Regions from separate parts of the Mus musculus genome. Here region 2 is linked to region 1. Evidence: chromatin loops called from intact Hi-C (ENCODE). Cell type or tissue: left cerebral cortex. All regions are shown on one strand. Links, peaks and the distances in the headings refer to the core of each region. The heading gives the core; the rest is flanking DNA. Region 1 holds the start of Gm30562 (a long non-coding RNA gene). Region 2 has its middle 110 kb from the start of Gm46301.

The links. Peaks named below come from ENCODE experiments on the same cell type or tissue, not always from the same donor. Only the 100,000 strongest peaks of a DNase experiment are listed, where the experiment ranks them.
Region 2: it touches region 1 in a loop (6-fold over the local background); 2 of 42 quality-filtered maps call a loop at or near these places.

What each region holds. Positions count from the first base shown.
Region 1 is chr11:112,804,256-112,816,447 of GRCm38, reverse strand. It overlaps Gm30562 (a long non-coding RNA gene), which reads left to right and starts at 5,847. Exons shown (of 3, transcript XR_389117.3): 1 at 5,847-5,985; 2 at 9,587-9,752; 3 at 10,486-10,722. In left cerebral cortex, for the core only: no CTCF peak of the experiment used is centred there; DNase peaks (open chromatin) are centred at 4,721, 5,124 and 5,865; H3K4me3 peaks cover 344 bases; H3K27ac peaks cover 460 bases.
Region 2 is chr11:112,969,244-112,981,435 of GRCm38, reverse strand. No RefSeq gene overlaps it. Among named protein-coding and RNA genes, the nearest start is that of Gm46301, 110 kb to the right of the region's middle. In left cerebral cortex, for the core only: no CTCF peak of the experiment used is centred there; DNase peaks (open chromatin) are centred at 4,382, 6,418, 6,956 and 7,933; H3K27ac peaks cover 720 bases.

The DNA.
Region 1 (12,192 bases), core at 1,901-9,900:
TCTGACGCCCTCACACACCAATGCACATACAATAAAAATAAATGATTTTTGCTGGGCGGTGGTGGCACACGCCTTTAATCCCAGCACTTGGGAGGCAGAGGCAGGGGAATTTCTGAGTTCAAGGTCAGCCTGGTCTACAGAGTGAGTTCCAGGACAGCTAGGACTACACAGAGAAACGCTGTCTTGAACGCCACCCCCCCCAAAAACCCCAAAACCCAAAAACCAAAAAAACCAAAAGCAAAACAAACAAACATAAAAACCCCTGCCCCACTCTGCAACAACAGGACTGAGCCAAGGGCTCTTACTGTTACTACTTGGCACTATTTATTGCCAGGATCCTCCCAAAAGATGCTGATTCCATTAGATTGCAAAGGCATTCTAGAAATTGCTACAAATCGGTAAACTCGACTCTAGATGTGTTCCTTTTCTATAACAAAGCATACCAAGGCTGCACAGTTTAAACAACAGAAATGTACTTTTTTGTCAGTTCCCAAGGCTGGATGTCTATGGTCAAGGTTCAGTACCTGATGGTCTTGCTTATTCTGAGGCCTCTGGATGACTTCTCTCTATGTTTTAGTGTAAGGTTATTGTAGTTCCAAGTGCTGGGGTCTAAGTGGGGGATGACTTTGGTGTGGTCCATGCTTTGATTTAAAGTAAATGCTAACATTATCACTACTGCTTACACTGGACCTGTTGCATGTGGATACAAAGTCTGTACACTTTCCTTGTCCTAAACCAAGCCATTCTTTCTTGTGGGATAGGAGTTCTCCTTATCACCATCTTCATGTTATATGGAGACACTGAGGCTGAGGAGTCTTGTGAACTTCCCTATGACTGAAAGCTTCAGAGTATCCTCTCAGGTTTGGTTCACAGACTAACCCAAGCTTTTGCAGCCAAAGACAAGGAGACAAGATGCTGCATCATTGATGGGGTGGGCTCTGTGCTATACACTGTATAACATTAAGAAACATCTCTGACTCCTACCCACTGGAATCTAAGGAGGTACTGTGCTCCCCCACTGTGACATGAGACATGGTTAAGTGTTGCCTTACAAGCCCAAATCACCCACAATTGAGACCCCTCGACTCTGTACACTTGACTGACACAATACTGACCACACTGTCCTGACGTTGAGACTCTTCTAACACAGTCTCCATGAGGTATTTTCCATCTGTCCCGCATATCTTTTCTGAACTTTGATTATCTTTGACTAGGATGCCTGAGGTCTAGAGAGGTGGCCCCGTCAGAGCTTATGAGCATTTGCTGCTCTGACAGAAGACCAAGGTTCTCTTCCCAGCATCCACCTGGCACCCCACAATTGCCTGTAACTGAAGTTTGAAGAGATCCAATGATGTCATTTTCTCGTCTCTGTGGACCCTCGCAAGCACATGATACACATAAACTCACACATGAACATGCCCATATACCTAAATTTAAAAAGTTAACGTGACTCTTTAACAAAACAAAATGAAAACTAGGATGAGCTAAGAATGAAGTTACAAAGCTTTGACTAAATCTGGAGCCTATATTACTACTACAATTATTAATTAGTAATTGTACTACTGATAAAATTATTAATAGTGTTATCAATTGATGGTAGCCATCATTTATTTGGCATTTTCTTTGTTCCAGAGCCCCTAATAGACACTTAGAATTAATTAACTCTACCTTTCGCTAACTCTGAATACCTTGGTCACCTGATACTTGTTGCCTTCAGTGTACGGCTGAACAAGGGATCATAGACCATCATAACTGGGAGCGTTGAGAGCATTGGGGGGTGTACTGGAAAGATAGCTCAGTGGCTAAGAACACTTGTTAGACTTGTAAAGGACCCAGACTCAGTTCCTAGCACCAACATGCAGCTCAGGAACACCATAATTCCAGTGCCAGGAAATCCGACTGTCTTCTGACCTCCATGGGTATCAGGCACTCATGTGGATGTGGGGCACGTCCATACACGCAGGTGAAACACTCACACAAAGAAAATCAAATTAAAAAGATGAGAACTAGGGGGTCAGACAGATCGTTGGGGTAAAGGTTCTCCCACCCACATGTTAGAAGGATTAAACCAACGCTTGAACATTGTCTTCTAATGCCCACATATCATGTACTTCATGATGTGACCTACACACACACACACACACACACACACACACACACACACACACACATTCCTCACTCTGACCTTTTTGTACCTTTCTGTAAATTCACTTCTTTCTCGATTCTGAGAACTGGATGAGCGCACACTTCAAATGTCAGATACTGCCATATCACCCAGCAAAAGGCCATAGCTAATTGACTAGCCTGCTGATAGTGTACGGCGGTGCCAGTCTCCCTGAACTGGCTTGAACAACACAGGATAGTAGTATCAATTCTTCCATTTGGGGGCCAGATGTTTAGGGCAATACTGGCTAACACCATAGCTGCTGGCCACCTATGGCTGCTTCAGTTTATTAGAATAAAATTAACATTTCAATTCTGCAGTGATCTAAGGACTATGTTGCTGTACTGCCCCCCTTCCTCCTGCCCCCATGGTTTCAGTATTTGACAGTGTGGATGAAGACTGGATAGGGATGCTCCTGAACTTGGGGCTTGGGGGTTTGTCAGTTTGGGGTACATACTTCTGATACACCATCAGCTTTTTATAAGCTATTCAGAACCAACCTTTAGCTGTTAGCTAATTGACAGTGTTCGATGTCTCCTAGAAGGTTTGAATGATGAATAGGAGACCCAGGAAGCGAAAGGGACTTTGAAGTTGACCCAGAGAGGTTATCTAACTGCCCCCCTGGGGAGGAGTCAGACTGGTTGGCCTTTGACAGATGGGACTTGTTTTCTCCTGGGGCATAAAGGAAGGAAGAAACTGGGTAGGGTGTGCTGAGTCTGAATTTAGGTGGAGTAGCCCTGAGCTACCCCCTCTGGAGAAAGAGAGCAGAGAGGGTCTGAGAGGAAGACAAACCTCTGTGAGCTAACCCTCCTTGAGAATGGGCTACAAGCTGACAAAAACCCACACAGGTGGGCATCCTGGAAGTGGTGAGGGCCCAGCTGAGGTGCGGGGACCATGGAGTCATACTGACAACAGTCCAGTGATAGTGGGTGGGGGACCTTCGGGGGAGGCATGTGTCCTGAACTTTCTTTGCGTGGTGTGCACCTTCTGACATTTGTCATTGAGAAGTCTGATGCCCACGTGGACCCTAGGAATCTCATTTCCATAACCCTGGCACTTTGGAGGCTGAGGCAGGAGGATCGCTGTGAGTTTAAAGCCAATCTGAGCTCTAGTGAGCTCCTCACCAGCCCAGGCTACAATGAGACCTGTATCTCCAAACGAAACCAAACCAAAACAGAAGAGATTCTGAGGTCAAAATCCAAATGGGTGAATAACAGGACCATGAAATTTTTACTTTCCTCCTCTTGCTCTCTCCTGGTCCTCCACCCTAGCAAAGTTTCTTCAAGCTTCTTTTCAAAATTGAAAAGTAATGAAAGGAGGAGTTCCTCTATCCGAGGTCAGGGAAAAGGCAGTTCAGCTACCCTGGGCTGGCGGCCCTCCCCAGCCCAGCCCAAAATGCCTAGCTCACATCCATGTTTATTCTTTCTGTAGCTGGGGTCAGAGTAGACACAGCCCTGCCTCTGGAATTAGCAGCAGCAGCTTACACCTTCTAAGTCTCCTTGGTAGGTGACCTTGACAAGCAGGTAAACCAGATTCCTGGTAACTACATGCACCTCTCCGTCTTTATAATGATTCCCCAACTGACCAATCAGAAAACTTGGGAAGTAGAGGAAAAAGAAATAGGAATGTCTCCCCCTGGATTTTTCTCCCTGGGTCCAAAGTATTTACATTCAGATTTGCATATGATTTGCATATAATTTGTGTCTGCCTACAAAGCCTGTCTGTTGTTGAGATAATGTGGAAACTAAAGTTGATTCATAGCATGTCCCACACCCCTCCGCCCCTATCTTCTCTGACCCCGTGCACTCAGATGCAAGGTGGAAGTGTCAAGCTCTTTGGGGACAGGTTGAACCTTTGGGACAGTTAGGCCTGAGATCACATGCCTTCTGTAGAGGCCACACTGCATGACATTGTACACTTTATTGTTGCTAAACATTTTGGAAAGAAAAAGACCCTGGGGTAAGGCTGCCTGGAGGATTGGAAGTAGTAATAAATCGAGGAGTGAACTTGGCTGAACTGGAAAGAGAATGGCTAGCAGGATAAGCCAACCAAGCAAAGGCAAAGTTTGAGAAAATTCATTAATGACTCCCACTTACATCCATTCAAAGCGCCAACAGTGGGGGCCAGGCCATATTTATATGTCTAACACATGCAGGGACCAGATCATCCCTAGCTCTATGTGGCTAACTAGCTCCATGTTATAGATGCGTGCACAGACTTGCAAAGTGTAATTAGCACAGTATAATTAACTTACTCCAAGTCACGAAAACACCCCCACCCCCACCCCCACTCCAGGCCTCTAGAGGGGCTGGAGATGAGGTCTGGATGTTCCAGGTTTCAGAAAGAAGAAAGAGTGTGCTAAGCTGCGGCTGGGCTTTCAATACCCTGTCTTTCTCTTGGCGCTACGGTTAGTGTTGATGGAGAACTACCTTTCCGGCAAGAACTAACTAAGCTGGTGACAGTGACCTAGTGGCTGAGCTCCAGCCCGCTGGCATTGACCAGCATGCTGTGCAGAATGTGGGGTTGACAGCACACACAATGGCAGAGATGAGTCACTCAATGGCTCATCCCCGAGAATCCATCAGAGCTGCAACTGAGTGATGTCCTGAGAATACCGCTTACAGGGGGAAGCCCTGGGCCACGCTGTGGCAGTGCGGTGAACGGGAAATGCCAAGGAAAAATTGTCCTCACACGGCTGCAGCACCTTGGTTTCTGTCCAGTCCAAATTGGCTTCGTCTGAGTTGGGACTGTCTCTCTAGCTTTTATTTACCTTAGGACATATTTTATTTGGTGGATCGGGGAGGACACCGGCCTTTCCAGAATGAGGCAGCAGCTGGGAAGTGAAGGGGGGTGTGACTGAGAACAAGCCTTGCCCGAGTGAAGGGCACAGAAGTAATTAATGAAAGATGGCGAGGGCGTGCGCTCCTATTGGCTGCCACAGTGTGAGAAACTTTCCAGTGCCGAGGCAGTGTTGTCGAGGAGAGAGTGTTGTCATCTGAATTCATTTGCATGACAATGAGCCAAACTCTTATTATGCATAGGGATGCTAATGGGCACCAGCTACCGTGCAGTTCCATGGGAAAGCTGCTTCCCCTGAGGAGGCAGCCTCTTCCTCCTCCCCCATCCCGCCTCTCCTCCTCCCCTCCCCTCCCCTTTCCAAATCCAAACACCTCCCCACCTACTCACCCCCTGCAGGGTGGAACGCTAGATCCCTCAACCTGTGGAATACTCCCCTCTTCTCAGGGCCTATGTTCTAAGTGCTACAAGAGAGAAGGGATACTTTCCGGAAACTTCCCAGACCCACGGTTCCCCCACTCCCACCGCTCACAGGAGATGACCAAGATGGAAGTCCAAATGAAGTAAACCAGGGAGGGGATCCTTAATAGCGCTAGACCTTCCTTGCTGTAATAGCTGATTTGGGTGGGAGCACCGCCGCCGGAGGGAGAGCAGGCAGAGAGGAAAAGACACCACGGTGTGCGGTTAGCTATGGAGTACCAGGGGGAAAAGGTATAGGCAAAGAGGGCATCGGTTCACTCCCCTCCCTGCCCCCACCGGACCTTGAAACCTGTCAGGCAGCCGGGCTGTACTCTAGCTTTCCCAGCAGCCCTGCCTTGAAGAAAAAAAAAAAAAAAAAAAAAAAAAAAAAGGCTTGAACTTGGCCGGGTACAGAGCCCTGTCTAGCTCCCACCACTACCTCTGGGAACGCTGTAGAATCCAGGGCAGGGCTGGAAGCCAGGTTATTTGGATTCCAATGCCATCCCCGCTGTTTACTGACCACCTGACTTCCAGTCCGGGATCATTTTGCTCTGGCTTCTTTACAGGTGAAACAGAAAACAAACGGGGGTTTCTAGATTGGGCTGTTGCTTGGTACATTTGGGGGGATATTGTCAGCATCCAGTGGGGGTTAGGTATCACTATCTCTCTTTCTTCTCTCACTAGCTTCTTCGCATCTCTTAGGTCAGTGGTCCTCATTTGGGGGGGGGGTGTCAAAGGACCCTTTCACAGGGGTCTCCTAAGACCATTCTGCATCTCAGATATTTACATTACAATTCATACCAGTAGCAACACTGCACTTATGAAGTAGCAATGAAAATAATTTCGTGGCTGGGTGTCGCCAGGACATGAGGAACTGCATTAAAAGGTCTCAGTGTTAGGAAAGTTGAGAGCCACTGTCTTAGGTGGTCATTCCAATTCAGGTCATAGATGTCACTGACCAGCCGCCTGCCCTTTGGCTTTTGTCACATCACCCCCTTTGCCATGCAGGTGCAAGATCTCACCCCCTGAGACTGTGCAAGTGCCTGCCCCTCCCCAGGAAGGGACTGTCCTTGCTAGGTTGCTGTAAGTTCCACAGGGCTTAGTTTGATTGTGTCTCAGGGTATGGAATGCTTTTCTCTCCCAGCATAAGATTCCATTGCAGGAGTAGAAGCTGTTGCTTCATTAAAGGAACTTCTGAGTTTTCTCTTGTTGCCTTGCAATGACTCCAAGAACAGCTCCCTTGCAAGGCTTATGATCTACCCACAGGCTGGAAGGAAGGGTCCCCGACAGGGCAGCTACACTTTTCATAGATTAAAAACAAAGCCAATCTTCCCCCAAAAGCTCTTTATTAGCTGAGCATAGCGGCCCAGGCTGATGATCTTACACTGGGAGCCAAGGCAGGAGAGTCAGTACCAGCTCAAAGCCAACCAGGGCTACATGGCAAGTTCCAGAGTAGTTTGGGCTGTACAAGGAGAACCTGTTTCAGAACAGAAAGTCAAAACAAAATGTAATGACAAAAACCAAAAGCAACGTACATTAAACCAAACAAAACCTCCTTGCTCCATTTGGAGACATATAAATGCTGCCTAACTCACACTGGCTTTGAGCATTTAAAAATAGAAATTCTCCAAGACCTTTGTCAGAAGGGCTGGGTGGGGTGGGGGTGGGGCATTGACAAGCCAAGAGTGCTGTGGTAGATGATCAACGGGTGAGACTTGAACAAGATTCCTGATGGAGATGCTGAGGCAAGTGGAGACCCTCTTTGCCTTCCTGCATCAGTAGCTCTTATATGTGTGTTTTTTTTTCTCCAGGTATCCATTGATTGATTGGTACTAATATTTAGGTAGATAGCTAGAAGATAATTTATTTGGCCTGCACCTTGCTATGGTCTTATAGGTGGGTCTCCTATACCCCAGGCTAGCCCACAGTTTGCTATATGAGGGAAATGGCCTTGAACGTCAGGTCCTCCTGCCTCCACTTTTCTTGCTGTAGCACTACACCCAGTTCACCTACAAGATGCTTAGTCAATGCAAGCTATTGGAAGCCCCCCAAAACAAATGCTTATGAATTGTGCTTACCAATAACCAGAATACCAAGTCAGCTGAGGAACTAGTAGCCAGGGATCAGAAAAATTCAAATGAGTTTCTGGGGAGGTGGCTCAATCAATCTGCATTGTGCTGAGTTTGGATCCCTAGCACCTAGGCTGCATGTGATGGTTGGTGTGCCTCTAATCCCAGTGAGGGAGGCAGGTGCAGGAGGACCCGGGGGCTTACAAGCTAGCCAGTCTAACTCAACTGATGACTCTGTATCCAATATAAGATGAATTGACCCTTGGGGGATGGCACACAAGGTTGACCTCTGACCTCTGTGGGCATGTACATATATGGGCATGCGTGCATGAATGAACGGACATACACACACTTTTCTGAGTTTTTCTCGGGTCAGTTCCACCAGGGTGGAGGTGAGCTAGAGTGTGAGACTCGGTTACAGCGTTTGTAGGAATCAAACAGGATATTTGCACACAATAGGAAAACAGCTAAGAATATTGACCCTAACTTTTATGGCTTATTACGAACAATAAACGTAATTTCTACTTTCCAGACATGCAGCTCCCTAAGCCTCCACCCTCCGCCTCCGTTGTGTGAAACGTGGGATGCGTTTGTTTGACTGTTCTCTGGGAGCCCTGTTATAAATTAGCCAGGCTTTGCTATGGCCTCAGTCAACATCTAGCTGAACAGTATAAATAATAACTTTGATTCCAATTTGCAGACAGAAGGCCTAATTGCCTCCAGACTGTACAGCTGTCTGCCCTCCTCAGTCTCTGCAGACCCTGCCCCTCACCTCCTCGGGCTCCTTTCCTGCAATGGGTCCCACTTGTTTCTGTGGAGCTGGGCTATGAGTAGGAGGGAAGGTAGTTCCCAGGTGGTTCCCAGAGCAGCCATGGTGAAGAAAGATCTGGAGAGTGAGGCAACAGAGGTGGCAAAATCCAGATGCACTTCAGACCCTGTTTTGGTAAGGGCTCTGTTAGATCTGCTCACAAAACAGGATTAGTAATACCAGGTAGAAGGTTAGAACCTGCGTTTGCACAGACTCCACACAAAAGCTGAAGGTTGACCTGCATCCTGCTGCCTGCCAGGCCCAGGCTATTTCCCCCTACATCCTTCAGAAATCTAGGAGTGGTTTCTTCTCACAAAAGAATTGGAATTTCCAGGTGAAAGAAGAGAAAGGGGGAGCCTTTGCAACCTCACCAAGTTTCCTAATTTTTAGAGTGTCGAACGGTCTGCCTTGCGAGTTATGCTGATTCATGCCTGTGATCCCAGCACTAGAAAGGGAGGGAGGCAAGGGGGAAAGAAAAGAAAGAAGATGAAAAAGAGGGAGCGAGGGAGGAAGGAGGGAAGCAAGCTAAAGGGGAAGGAAGGAGAGACTTCTTAACCAGAGAGCATGTCACAAGGTCTACTTTATTTCACATTTTACTCTCTGGTTCTCTGCATTCATCAGAATTGAACATGGTTAAAAACAACCACATATCGGGCTAGAGAGTTGACTCTGGTTGAAGAGTGACTGTTGCTCTTCCAGGAAGAGGAGCTTGGCTCCCAGCCCTTACATGGCAAATCACAGAGGTTTGCAATTCCAGCTCCAGGGGATCTGACCACCTCTTATGGCTGCCAAGGACACCTGTAGATATACGTGTGCACGCACATAATCTCACGTGCATGCATTTATATAGTTTTATGCATATGTACATAACATACATAGATACCATATTCATGCGTGTGTATACTTTTATGTCTTAATCAAGATATAAAGTGGGTTAGCACAGGCAGAGAAATTCCTAAAAGAAATTCAAGGCTGGAATAACTCTAACTCTAACTCTAACTCTAACTCTAACTCTAACTCTAACTCTAACTCTAACTCTAACTCTAACTCTAACTCTAACTCTAACTCTAACTCTAACTCTATACACACACACACACACACACACACACACACACACAGAGAGAGAGAGAGAGAGAGAGAGAGAGAGAGAGAGAGAGAGCCACTAATGACTAAGATGAATGAGCACAGAGAAACTGGTATATCTCTATAAAGTTATGACAGGATGAATCAGAAGGACGAGAGTCCCTGTCCCTCTTGGCACATTACTTTTCCTTTCTGAATCCTTTGTAGAAATGTGAACGCGAGCAACTGGCACCGTTCTACCTGTGCTTTTGATGGCCCCGATGGTGTTTACAAAGGTGACCACAAAGCGATGCTGCTCTTTGCTGTGGCAGCAAAGGTGAACGCAGCATCATCCCTGAAGGCTCCAGCGTGGCCTCCTGGGAGGCAGGGTCAGGTAAAGAGAGCCTGGGATGTGCTGCAGGCATGACAGGGAAAAGGGGCAGCCGAGAGCTCTGGGTGCAGAAGAGAAGCTGACTTAGGAGAGAGGCTCCTTGAAAGCCCTGACTCACAGGAGGTTGTGGGGTGAGTGGGAGGGCAGTCCAGAGGATTAGCAGGGTGCTCACTCGCATACAGCCCCAGCCCTGGATTATCAGCAAGGAGTGGCCCGTTTTTGTGGTTTTGTCTTAATCAAGATGCAAAGTGGGTTAACATAGGCAGAGAAATCCCCCAAAGAATTTTAAAGCTGGAATAACAAAAATTGAATCCCTCCCTCCGTGTATGTTCACACGTGTGTGGGTGCACTGTGTGCATATGCATACATATGTGTGGAGGCTGAGGATTGATACCAGGCATCATACTGCATAATTCTGCCTTATCCATAAGGACAGGGTTTTCCCATCAAACCCAGATTTGGTTGGCCTCTTAGCCAGCTTGTTCTGGGGATCCCCTCTCTCCACATTCAGAAGCTACAATTACAGGTGGGTTGCTATACCCACACTGCAATAATGTGGGTTTTTGGTGTGTGTGTGTGTGTGTGTGTGTGTGTGTGTGTGTGTGTGTGTGTGTGTATCAGATGCTCTTGTGGCAATCTCTCCAACCCCAAGATTGTATTTTATTATGTAAATGTTGGCCAGGGTGGCAGTGAGCCTTTGAAGTATTTTGTGATGGTTTGTATATGCTTGGCCCAGGGAATAGGAGGTGTGGCCTTGTTGGAGCAGGTGTGTCACTGTGGGTATGGCTTTAAGACCCTCATCCTAGCTGCCTGGAGGTCAGTATCCTGCTAGCAGCCTTCAGATGAAGATGTAGAACTCTCAGCTCCTCTTGCACCATGCCTGCCTACATGCTGCCATGTTCCTGCTTTGATGATAATGGACTGAACCTCTGAACCTGTAAGCCAGCTCCAATTAAATGTTGTCCTTTATAAGAGTTGCCTTGGTCATGGTGTCTCTTCACAGCAGTAAAGGCCTAACTAAGACATATTTTAACAGGGAATCAGTGTAAACAGAACTGTTTTAGAACGACTGATCTTTGGGTAGCATTCAAAATGCAGTGAACAAGTGTGAGCTTGGAAGGCCCACATTAAAAAAGTAAACATATAGAGCGAAAAGTTAGGTAGTCAGGGAGACTGAGAGAACAGGGGAGGAGTGGAATGAGAGATGCGCTGGATGTGGTTCTAAGTAGAGATGGGCTGGAGCCCTCAGCCATAATAAGAAAGAAGGACTTGGGAGGAGAAGGTGACATTGATCTTGGCTCTATCTGGTCCTTCCTTGGGATGACACAAGCCTATGGAAATGAATCATTCTAACAAATGTTATCTTTTTGCAGGACTGCACAGCTACGTCCCCCAGAGCAGGTGAGCATCCGTGGTGTGCACCATACAGGTTTAAGCCAATGCTCTGTTTATTCTAGATCAGGATGAAGGAAGTAAGCATGGCTTACCTTTAGAGCATACACAGGCTAATGACATTGGCAAGTAGGAGTACAAAGACTGATACTCAAAAGAACAGTTCTTCAGGCTGTAAACTGGGATTAAGAGAGAATATGGGAAGGTTCCCTAAAGCAGGTTATGGTTAAAAATCTAGATAGAACTGGGATGCACAGACTCTGGGGACAAACATCCAAGAAGGAGGGAAAGACATTAATAAAAATAGACCCAAGAGAGAACGAAGAGGAAAGGGACGGACAGAGGACGGGGGAGACAATGAGGGAGCTGAAGGGTTGGGAAGGCAGAGGAAAAGAATAGGTTCTGAACGGTGAGTGAAACACAGCGTGGATATCAAATAAGAGATTAAGTCAGCAGTGGAAGCGGATGCAGGACTATACAAGGACACCCTGTTAGTCTTCTATCTATATTAACCCCCCTACCATCTTGGCTCATATAATCTGAGTCTGAAAAATGCACTAGTCTGATCCCATCCTTTGTTGGGTCATGTCTTCGCCCTTGGGGCATCGCTCTCAGGATGCTTGGTTGGGATGCTATTCCTCTGAGTTGATGGCCAGGGTACCAAGGCCAAGCCTGAGAAGCTATTTCTGTGAGCTGATATTTCTTCAGCGTTATCCCCAAGAAATATCTGCAGACTGCCATCTGCTCTGATGCCCTCAGCCACCAACAAGCCCAGCCACTTGGACACTTCACTCTATGCTCCAGGTGGGCACACAGTGGCATGTACCTTTGTAGGAGCTGATTGTATAGTTCACTTCTGTAACTGGTTCAATGAAGAGCTTTTGAGCAAAAAGGTCTGGTGGCTACCCTGCTCTGTGGCTTGCATTTGCATGTGATAGACTCCTGGACCTTTCCCTTTATCTAGCCAGCTCCATCTCCTTTTAGACTTCCTTCTTTCTGCACAGCCTCTGAGAGTCTAGTCCCAAGGAAGCTTACAAGGTTTCCTTAATGC
Region 2 (12,192 bases), core at 2,048-10,047, 160 kb before region 1:
GTAAAGCAGTAAGTTTATTTGTGCACCCCTGTCACTACAAACAGATAACTAATGCATTGCACAATGACAGGATTAGGGTCATGTTCAGTCCAGTGTGAGTTGAAACACTGTTGTGTAGCATACAACTGCTCATTTGTACATACCCACAGCATATGCACCAGTATACATGTGCGCACATATTGTGTCTGCATGTATGTGTGTGTCTGTAAATCTGCATATATGTATTGTATGTACATGTGTGTATATGTGTGTGAGGTATATGTGTATACCTGTAAGTGTGCACACTGAGGTCAGAAGAGATACCCTGCTTTATCAGTCTCCATTTCATTCTCTTGAGACAAAGTCACAAACCCTGAAGCTAAGCTGGTGGCCTGAAACCCTCCATACTGCTGAACTTTAAGGTACATACATGTTCAGTCATATTGGCTTTTTCCTTGGGAGCTGGGGATTTGAACTCTGGTCCTCATGATTGTGAGGAAAGTGCTCATCCCCAATCCCTTTTATTTAAGTACAGATGCATAGCCATGCCTGTGTGGGCTCTGATGCATCTCTGCGTGGTTGTATTTCTTCACGTCTGTTGTTTGAAATGTCCAGATGTTTTCGGAAGATGCAGACACTACATATGTGCCCCAGGGGTGTAGAAGGCTATTTTCAAACCCAGTCATTAGAAAAGGTGTTCCGAAGGGCAAATGAATAAAACTGTGGCGCTAAAGTGACTGGATGTCTGTCATCTCAGAGAGTACAGGGTGTGCGTCCCCCTTTTCTATTTTTCTATATTTGTGTTCATGCGTGCATGCATGTGTATGTATGTTTGTGCATGTGTGTGTGTTGTATGTTTACGTGTGTATGTATGCATGAAGTACATGCTTATATCTATCTGTGTGTGAGTGTGTGATGCATGTTTATATATATATACATATTTGCATCTGTGAGGTCATATATGTGTGCTTGTTGGGGGACACGTGTGTGTTTATTTGTGGTGCGTGTTTATGTTTATACATGTGTGTTTGCATCTGTGTGCATGTGTGTGTGCACACATGTGCACATGTGCTTGCTCTTGTGCGCATGAGAGTGCGTGTGCTCGAAGTTGATATTAAGAGTCATCCTCCCTTACTCTTTTACTTTATTAATTGAGCCAGGCTCTCTCAGTCCCATCCATACCACAGCAGTATGGACACTCTTGCCAACCAGCTTTGTCTGGGGAGTCCCTTGTCTCCCCCTGTCTAGGCTAGAATTCCAGGTGGGCCACCATGTCCACCAGACATTTCTGTGGGTTCTTGGGATCAAAATTCTGATTTTTGTATTTGGGCGGCAAGCGCTTTAACCACTGAGCCATCTCCCCATCCCTACAGAGTCATTTCTCACTAATCCTTAGCTGTCACTCACTCTAGGAGAGACTCACCAAGAAGTCTGGTTTCCACCCCTCAACCCCAGCCCGTTTGGGTGTACTGCTCTGTCCATCTTTCCTGCCTTCAAAGTTGAATGAATTACAGTTAAATAAAACTAGACACTTGGTTTTTCAGTCACACCAGCCAATTTTTTAAGTCCTCTGCGACTGGCACCTGCTCTACCGGAAGCTGTGGTCACAGGACTTGTCTGCCACTGCATAAGGTCAGTGTGGGCCAGATCCAACCGGGTCACTCTATTGGTATAATCTTTAGCTGAGTGTCTGGCTTTCTGGGCCAATTTCCTTATAGCTCCTACCATCTTGAGTTGCTGGGGCCTTAAACGAGTGAATTCCTGTAATGCTCTTAGCGTAGAGTTTGGGATGGAATCACCAATCAGTCATGGCTGTCACCAACTGCACGGAAGTCTGCGGCTAGCTACTGACGCATGCCTATGGCCTGACTGTGGATCTAGATTACGTTATTTTTTTGGTAATAAGAGTCTCACCACCTCTGTTAAAGACGCTCTTAGACTCCCAGAGAGCACCTATGAAGCGCATCGTTTTGTCACTCTCTAAATTCCTTGGAAAAGTTCAGAAAGGATGCCTCTCTTACAAGAAAGAGGTGTTTCTGTGGGAGCTAAGAAGGGGCTCTGAGGTTAGGGTTTCACCCTCTCGACCTCTAGGCTGAGCCCTTGGCCTTGGTCTACCACAGGACCACGGAAGCTCTGCCTCCTCCCTCGGATGAAGAGTGGCAAGCAGAGACTCTGCAATGAGATTGAATTGGCCTAGCATTCCTCTCTGGTGACCTAATGAGCCGGCATCACTAAATGACCATTAGACAGAAAGTTTGTGTGAACTGCAATCGAAAAGTTCCTCAGAACTTCCTGAAAGGGGAGATAATCTATCTAAATAGCTTCCTGCCTCTCCTCTGCCAAGCGGCAGCAGGACAGATTCTCCTACCGGGTTGGGGGGAGTGGGGTTATTTAGCACTGGGTGATCTGGACCCTCCCTGCTTGGAGGAGTGACTGGGGCTGTGTAGGGGAAGTGAGTGGGCCATGAAGCTCTCCAGATGCCAGGGCTATGAGGAGACAGTGGTTCCAGCCATCCTTTCTGAGCTAGAGATTAGGGAGGCATAGAGGTTGGGCGGCGAGGTTCAGTCTTGAGGGACATGGGACAGAGAGCGCAGGGTTTTAGGCTCTGTGTCATCAGAACCTCTAGCAATTTCTTTTTCCCTCTGATTCTTAGAAACCTCAGTTCTTGTTTTAGGAAGAGAGGGAAGGACAGATTGCTTCCTGCCCGCCGGATTGCTTCCAAGTCCCTGTGCGTGTCTCTTTGGAAGACCTTTCCCTCGCTATTAAAAACATGTTTGGGGGCTTTGCTTTATATGGAAACTGCAATTTAGCATAAGCAAACCGCAAAATGGGAACCAGAGAGGCCCCGTTCCATCCCCATTCCGTTTGCTGAGGGGGTGGGGAGGAGGGGGGCTCCCTGGATATGGGCGAGGCAAGCCTTTCTTGGGTCACATGGTGTGCTCCCCACCCAAGCCTTACTTCCCAGAGGTGTGGGTGGTGGGACAAGGGAGGTGGGGAAGGCTAGGAGGAAGCACAAGGTGTCTGTCTGTCCCTGCGGATCGGCTCTCACAATGAGGCCAGCTGCCTATAGCTTTGGGCCTCTCTCTCTCTCTCTCTCTCTCTCTCTCTCTCTCTCTCTCTCTCTCTCTCATCCAACATCATTTGCTTGTATTCTTTCCTCGCGATCACCCAGATCCTCTCCACCTCCCTTAGCCACCCAACTTCCTGTTCTCTTTCTCAAAAAACAAAACAAAACAAAACAAAAACAAAAACAAAACAAAAAACAAACAAACAAACAAAAAAAACCATCTAAGTACAGGGCCTTATCAGGCTGTGTTTGTTCTTCTGGATTTCTGCATCGAAAGGCATCACCAGGGGACCTGGCATTCATTACCAAAGCCCTCACAGAGCCCTGAAGTGTGGCTCTCTAACCTGATAGAAGAGGAGTCCGAGGCTCAAATTACGCAATGCCAAGGCAGAAAGTAGAGGGAGTCCCCTTCAAACCTCTGTCCCTCACAGAAGTCATCGAGAGACCCAGATCTTACTTATTGCTATGTGCTCTTAGATGGGGGTTGGCAGGATCTGCGGGTCCCCCAAGTCACATATTTAATATGGCTATTTTGATTCTCATTAATGACAATGAAATAGTCCCATTCAGCCACAGGAGCTACATGTGAGGTACCTGATATGTCTGATGGCCACTTGGGCCAGTAGCTCCCACACTGCACAGCGCAGATCGGGCACATTTGCTTTGCCAGAGAGAGAGAGAGAGAGATGCATGGGGCAGGCCAGCACCAGCTTACAACATCATGCAAGTGAGCCGGAAGCGTCTTTGCCTGACTCTGAAAAGCTTTGAGATAGGAAACAGAGTGGAAGAAAGGGAAGAGCTGAGCTCTTCTTCACACACAGCCTGTCCCTTCCTCTGGGACCATGTCCCCACTTCCCAGGGGAGTGGGGACAAGCAACAGAAGGGACAAAATGGAGCTGAGGTGGGGACCTGGTGTTTTCCCCAATATCACTAAGCAACGGAGTCCTAAAAATCTTCAGGGCTAGCCACAGAACATTGTTTACCAGGAAGAAAACACTTGAAAAAAAAAGAGAGAGAGAGAGAGAATATTTGTCGGAAATGTGCCTAGGATTAACAGGTTTCACCCACCTCCCCGCCCCCCTTTTTAATGCTGTTTTGTTTTTCTTCTGGGTTGTTCAAGGTACTGACCTAGCATTCGCCCCTTTGCCAAGAAACTCTTTCCCTGCCTAATTAGCCTGTGGTATTGTTCCAGGGTTCTGGGAAGGGAGGGGAGGGGGAGGGGAAGGCAGAGGGCCGGGTTGGGCCTGGCCAATGGGGAGCTGCAATTAGTTAGAGGGGTTGTGGGGAGCCTGGGCTGGTCATTAGATGCAGAGGTCTTGAAAAATCCCTCTGTAATTAATTTTCTCCTGCATTAATTAGAGCGGTGCTGGAATGAGGAGCCGGAGGGATTTGTTGCCCTGGGCTGCTTTTCAAGGCGACTTAAGGGGAAGAGGGAAATTGCCTGAAGAACAGGCTGAGGACAGGCTGGGCTGTTAGAAGGCATAGGTCTTACTTAGCTGGAGAGCTTTGCTCAAACGGACGGTACCCTTATTTGATCTTAACCTGGGCTGGGTCGTGGCACCTGGCTCTTAAGAAACCCAGAGTATATATGTGAACACCTATGCGTGTGTGCTTATATCCATGTTCCTATGTACACATGACATGCAACACAAGGACCTTTGCTTCTCATACATGTAGACATGCCCCACAAAAGTTTTAATGCTCCTCTTAAAAAATACTCTCTCTCTCTCTCTCTCTCTCTCTCTCTCTCTCTCTCTCTCTCTCTGTGTGTGTGTGTGTGTGTGTGTGTGTGTGTGTGTGTGTGTGTGTGTGTGTGTGTGTATGTGTATGTGTATGTGTGTAGAGGCCAGGGGTTCATCTCAGATGTCTTCTCCAGTTGCTATCCACCCTGTTTTATGAGGCAGGGACTCTTAGCCTGGGATTGGCTGATTTGGCTAGACTGTCAGGCCAGTGAGCCTTGAGCATCCAACTCCCTGGTGCTGAAATTATATACTACTACCAGGTTCAGGGGGTTCATATGTCCTAAGACATTGAACTCAGGTCCTTGGCAAGCACTTTACCAACTGCACCATCCCCCTGGCTCCATCTTCCCCCTCTCTTAACCCCTTCTTAAAAATATTTACAGTTGATGCAGATCTGAGCACAGCTTGCTCATACCCTCTCAGACACCATTTCCCCCCGATCAGAGAGATATGGGTTTTTCTCTGCATCTTTTCTGTATTGTGGAGATCAGTTATGGCAACTCCTTGATAACTGAGCTGCTAGCCTCACAGAACAGGGCCCCAAGGAGATACTTCTAAAAAAAGATTTATTTATTCATGTATTTATGCATATGAGTGGTCTGTCTTCATGTGCTCCAGAAGGGGGAATCAGATCCCATTACAGGTGGTTGTGAGCCATCATATGGTTGCTAGGAATTGAACTCAGGTCCTCGGGAAGATCAGCCAGTGCTCTTAACCACCAAGCCATCTCTCCAGCCCCCAAGAAGATTTTAATAAAAGCATCCACCAGTCCATGAAGCTCCAGTAAGTTGAAAATGACATTTAGAGTCAACAAATCAGCACACTTCTAGACTTTGATGCCAGTGCCCTGGTCCTGTTAGTCATTTTTATAAAATATTAAAATGAGCCCAACTTCTTCAAGGTCTTTGTCTCAGATGGATTTTAGTAACTTGATCAGTAGCTTATTTGATTTGTTTTGGCAACTGATGGGCCTTGTCCCATATGCAATAGTTACGTGTCTTCAAGTCTGGCCATCACCTTCGGTGTGTCGGATGGATTTCTGCCCGAAGAGGGAGGGTTAGTCTGTCTATGTCTGATACTATTTTTCAAAGTAGTCAGTCACATTGGTGATATAGTTATGGCTTAGGACCTGGGCTCAAAATGAAGCACTTTCTTCTCGGATTGTTCACTGAAGGGACCAAACTCCAGCAGGAAGATGTGGCATGGGATGGACGAGTTAGTGACTAAGACGTAGGAGCCTGCGGTCTGAAAGGAGAGTGTTGGAGGGTTGCTCCCCCACGCCCCCAGCTTCACTCCCTGAAACCTTCTATCAGTTCCACATTGGTTTCATGGCTTACTCCCTTGAGGTTAGAGAAGACAAGAAAGAAATCCAAGGACTAGAGATGCTCATTCTGTACAGGAATCAGCACTGGGAATGCGAGCGATAAGAGAGAGACGGATCTCCTGGAAGCTCTGGAAGCCATCAGTGTTCTGGAAAGCTCCCGGTGCCCTCTTTTCCCCAGCCCATCCCTAGCACATTCTTCTCAGCAGCTGTTTCAACTCTTCTCCTCCCTCCCTGGCTTCCCAGTCCACCCCCACCATCCACAGGAGATGATCTCACCTCCAGCTCTTGGGCGAGGCCCTGGCCACCACTCTAAGCTGACTCCAAGTGGCCCATGAGGCCGTGTCCCTGGGCACAGATGGATAGAAATCCTTGTTGTGCTACTTGATGCTCGCCTGTGGTTAGTTGACTTGTTTCCCCCTCAGATTTCATTTCCTCACGTGCATGCAGAATGAGGTGATTGTGAGGATCAAACACGATGGGGAACTTGCATGGAAGCAGACAGTCATTGTTGGGAATAGCATCACCACCACTACTGCCTTTATCATCAGACTTCACCATTGCTACCACCACCACCACAGTGAGCACCACCATCACTACTGTCACCGTCACCATTACCACCGTCATCACACGACCATCCACCCCCTCACTCATCTTGCTGTCCGCACCTTTCAAGGTTTGATGGTGCACCAGCTTCATTTCTATTGGCTTTCGTCGCATGCTAAATGCTGCTCTCTGGCATCTTCCTCTCGGTGCTCAGATGTGTTGGAGTTGACCTAACTTTCCAAGCGTGGGGCTGGAAAGATGCCACAGTCAGTAAAGTGCTGACTGTACAAATGTGAAGACTCCAGACATCCGCATGAAGCCTGAATGTAGCAATGCATTTCTGAGACTCCATCACTTGGATGGGGAGGGGCAGAGACAGGCAGACCCTTGGGCTTGCTGCTTAGTCAGGCTGGATGAGTTGGTGAGCTCCGGGGTTAGGGAGAGACACCGTCTGAAATAAAAGAAAAAGATGGAGAGAAACTGGGGAAGGCACTTGATACTGACTTCTGACCTACACACACACATGTACACACATCACACATGCTCATACCACACACATAGAAACATGCACATGTTCACACCACACACACATGCACACACATACACGCACACACATATACATGCTCACACTACACACACATGCTCACACTACACACATACACATGCTCACACTATATACATACACACACACAGAAACACACACATGCTCACATACCATACACATAAACACACACATGCTGACATCACACACACATGCTTATACCACATACACATGCTCACACCATACATACACACACACTCACATGCTCACACTACACACATACATGCTCACACTACACACATACACATACTCACACTATACACATACACACACAGAAACACACACATGCTCACACCGCACACACATGCTTATACCATACACACACATGCTCACACACCACATACACACACACACACACACACACACACACACACACACACCTTCTAAAATGCCTCAAGTCTGCCTTCCTCCTTTTCTTTCTCTATTCACAGGCATATCCAGTGTCATCTCTGGGTACTGACCCCATTCCCTCCTCTCCTCCCTGTTCCTCAGCCGACTGCAATTGTCTTCCATCCCTACTGTCCTGACGAGATGGGACTTTCAAACGTTTTTCTAATTTCACTTCCAGCCTACCCAGGCTATTGGGAGCATCTGGCGTTGGTGATCCAACCAGCTGTCTCCCAACCTTCTTCCAGGCACCAGTCCTTCTGCTCCCTCCTTGCAGGGTTTAATCTCCTGTGCCTGTGTCCCCACGTGCCATTTCATCCCTGCTCTTCTTGCATGACCTCTCACGTGTCTTCTTCAATCAGGATCTTACCCTGAGTGGGGGAGGGGTCTGGAAAGTCGGAACTTGCAGCTCTCATCTACGCTCCAGTCTGGATTCCTGGTGCCAGCTTCTTGTCCTTCTGACATAAGAAGTTTTGACAACACTGCTTCCTGAGTTGACGATCCATGGCCCTTATGCTAACAACGTACAATAATCTCAGCGATGGTGCCCCTGGCTTCTTGGTGATGGGCTCCCTTCAGTTTGTTGGAAAGGCTTTATAATAAGGCAACTCATTGGAGCTTCTAGGTTATTTTCAGAAGTAGATTTTTACAAAATCTCAGTCTTCGCTCTTTCCCCATCACTAGCTGTCAGGATGATAGAATACCTGAAGAAAGCTGACTTGCCTAACCTGGGGTAATCTGAAAGCAAGATCAAAGTAGTTTGGGGGAATCAGAACAAAGAGCCCGAGGAGGACGTTGGAAGGGCCCTCAATCCAGCTTTTCTCGCTACCTAGGACATTTAACTGGTAGTATCCCATTCTTTATGTGACTGGTTATAAGGATAAAGGACAAGAAACTGATGTCCCTCTATAGCCCCCCCCCCTTACTCATTACCTGTCATGCAAAGGCTCTGCACTTCCTTTCTGATCCAGGGAAAGTGTTTGGTTTCTAAAACAGATTAGACAATGAGTTCCTGTTGGAAACAAACCAAAGAAGCTGGGACACAGAAGAAGAGATGAGAGTCGGTAGCCAGACCTGTGTCTGGTAATGGCTGAGGATTACCGAGGTGAGTGGTGTAGGATATAATCCTACGGGGGAAATTTTCAAACAGTCATACATGTGAAGGTCTACACTTTATAGACTGCCATCAGTGTAATGTGTATCTTCCTTAGTCTACCAAAAAAATATATCATGTTCCCTTTGAAGGGCTTCCAAGTGTGCAGAAAGACTTACAGTTCATTTTCTCTCTGAAACACAGGCAAGGAGAGAGGTAGGACAATGTGTCCACTTTCTGGAAGCCTCTGTAGCCATATGGTTGTGTGTGTGAGACAGAGAATTTTAACCAAGCCACCAACAGAGCTAAGTGTTGGTAGCCCCTTCCTTATGTCTGGCTCTAAGGTGTCCGACTTTCTTCTTCCCACACCCTATTGGCATTGAGGAGTAAAATGGGTGGTGGATCAAACTACCAACCTTCTTAGAAGATGGAGTCATAGGCTACATTTTCAGATTAATGGCTTGACGGGAGATGGGCACAATTCTCACATCTTCTCATCCTTCCTAAGGTCTTCCTACTTAAATTTATTTGAGACTACAGCTATATGGAGCTGAGAGGGACTTAAATCTTTTCAGCTGAGTGTCAGCAAACTAAAGCCAGAGCATAGATCTAATTAACTATTAATTTTCATTTTTTAAAGAGGAAATGTAGATACAGCTATGTAGATTAGTGATAGCTTGCTTGGCACATGAAAGGCCCTGGGTTAGACCCCCCTGGTGTAACACATGCACACACTCAGAGAGAGAGAGAGACAGACAGACAGACAGACAGACAGATATATAGACACATAGACATACATACACACACAGACACAAAGACATACAGACAAACGCACACACACAAACAGACATACAGATACACAGGCAGACGTACACAAACATACACACACAGAGACATACAGACACATACAGACAGAAAGAGAGGGAGAGAGAGAGAGAGATACACACAGAAACATATAGTCAAACAGACACACATACACACACACACAGACACTTTATTAGAAAAAAGAAGCTATGCCCATTTGCTGAGACATTGTGTATACTTTTGTGTTAGAACAGCAGAGGTGAGTAATTGTAACACAGACTGTACAGTTCACAAAGCATAAAATATTCACATCTGACCTACTCAAGGAAAACCCTGCCACCCTTTTAATCTATTGTTTAAATGAAGAGCAAGGTGGGTAGGGCAGGTGCTGGGGTGTCAGTTGGCACAATGCTTGTTTAACATGCATTCCATCCCAGCACCCCATAAACCCAGGGCGATGCCCCCACCGGTAATCCCAGCACTTAGTAGGCAGAGGCAGAAGGACCAGAGTTCTAAGATCATCCCAGAGTTCTAAGGTCATCCTTGGCTGCATAGTGAGTTCCAGGCCACTCTTCGATACATGAGTCCCTGTTTCACAAAAAGGTGTGTGTGTGTGTGTGTGTGTGTGTGTGTGTGTGTGTTTATTGACATGAGCTCTTAAACTATAAAGTAGAAAAGAAAAAGCCACCCCAAATTTATATCATCCTTTAATTAAAACCTGTTAATATTTTGCTATGTTTGCGTTCAGCCTTTTCTACACATATGTAAAATTATAGGCGAGTGTAATTACACAGTTACTTAGTACTCATTTGGCTTTACATCTTATTGTGTGTGCTAATGATGCGATTTTTAAGGTGATTATTTTGCATGCCCTTAGTCATACCTTGATCATGTGGCTTGCATGTGCTTGTATAATTGTGTGTGTGTATGTGTGTGTATATGAGCATGTCTGTGAGTATGTGTGAGTATGTGTTGCATGTGTATGTGTGAGTGTGTTGTGTGTATATGTGTGAGTGGGTGATTGTGTGTTTGTTGTGTGTGAATGTGTGAGTGTATATGTGTGTGTGTGAGAGAGAGAGAGAGAGAGAGAGAGAGAGAGAGAGAGAGAGAGAGAGAGAGAATATGTGTTACTAAGGATTGATCCCAGGGTCTCTTGCATGCAATTATTCTGCCACTAATCAATATCCCCAGCTCTCATATGAACACTTTTGTACCTTTGTGTAACTTTCTCATATAGCCCACGACAACATCTGACTTGTAGGCAGTGTTTAATGACTCATAATTCAAAATACCAGGCACTAGCCCAAATACCTCTACACAGAAATCCTTCTTTGATTCTTTGATTGTTTTCCTGAGACAAATTCCCACAAGTGAAATTACCGGGTGAAAGGCCGAGGACAATTTTCAGGGTCTCGATAGCTTATTGCCAGATTGCTATGCTGAGAGATCGTATCAATTTATGCTCTCACCAGCAATGTACGAAATTGCTGCTTCATCCTCCTCTCGCCAGCCCCGACAACTATCATTTTAAAAAGCTACCAAATTGATAGGCAAAAATTGCATTTTGTTGTTTTGATTTGAATTTCTTTGATTACTGGTAAGGCTAAACTTTTTTTTTTTTTCATTTGTTAAACACTTCTTCGTATGTTTATGGCCAAAGGGAATGTTAATAATGGTCTTCAAGTGTGCAAAGGGGTAGTTAGTAGATTGAGACCAGCTGTTCTCAAGAAGAAAATGGAGATGTTTAAGTTCAACAAGAACTCAGTCAGCCAAGGGTCCCTCCATGCAGGATGGGGCATTTGAGTGGTCAAGCACCAGTGACAACTGTGGCACTGCCTCTTTTATTCCAGGTGCCAGGAGACCCAAGAAAAAGAGCTGTAAATTGCTGGTTGCGCATGAGTACTGGAATCCTCTGATGTTTGCATATGTCTGCATTTAAATGCTTGTGAACACCCTATGGAAATGTGGACGTGGACATAAATTATTATCAATTATCCCAAGTAAGTCTTGAAGTACTCATCCTAAAATCCTACTTTCCTAACCACTCTGAGGGATGCAGTCAGTGAACTCATCCACTTTAAATGTCTTTGTAAATTCTCCCTGCACAAAATGAAGGGAGTGTGAACCCCATCTTCTCTAAACTTCAGCAAGTCAAACCCAGACCAGCAACCAGTAAGGGTTTTGCTGGTTCCCATGCCTGCCCACTGCCAGCTTCTTTCCAGCCCAGCTACTCTGGGCTCCTCGGATATGGGGGAGCCCTGTCTGCCTTATAGGATGCTTGCCCCCAAGCCTCTAGCCACCATGATGCATGCCTATGTTCAAGAGAACATAGTTCTTTGGATGCTTTGTAAATTTCCTTCATAGAATGTGTGACTATTGGACATGGAATGCCTTTCCTTAGAACCCTCGTCTTCAGGAGGAAACAAGGAGCTGAGGCTTGGGCAATCAAGTGATCTCTTGAGCTCAGTGGGATGGAACCGGGGAGGCACAGAACAAATGTTTCCTGATTGAATATGTTGTGAGCAAGTGAACGGGTGAGTGGACGTAAGCACCCTGCAGTTGTGTCTGGGTCCGGCATGTTCTCAGTCCTGCCTTCAGCCCTGTCTCCAGCACTCCCCTCATCTATCTCTGTTCTCCCAGAGAGCCTCAGCA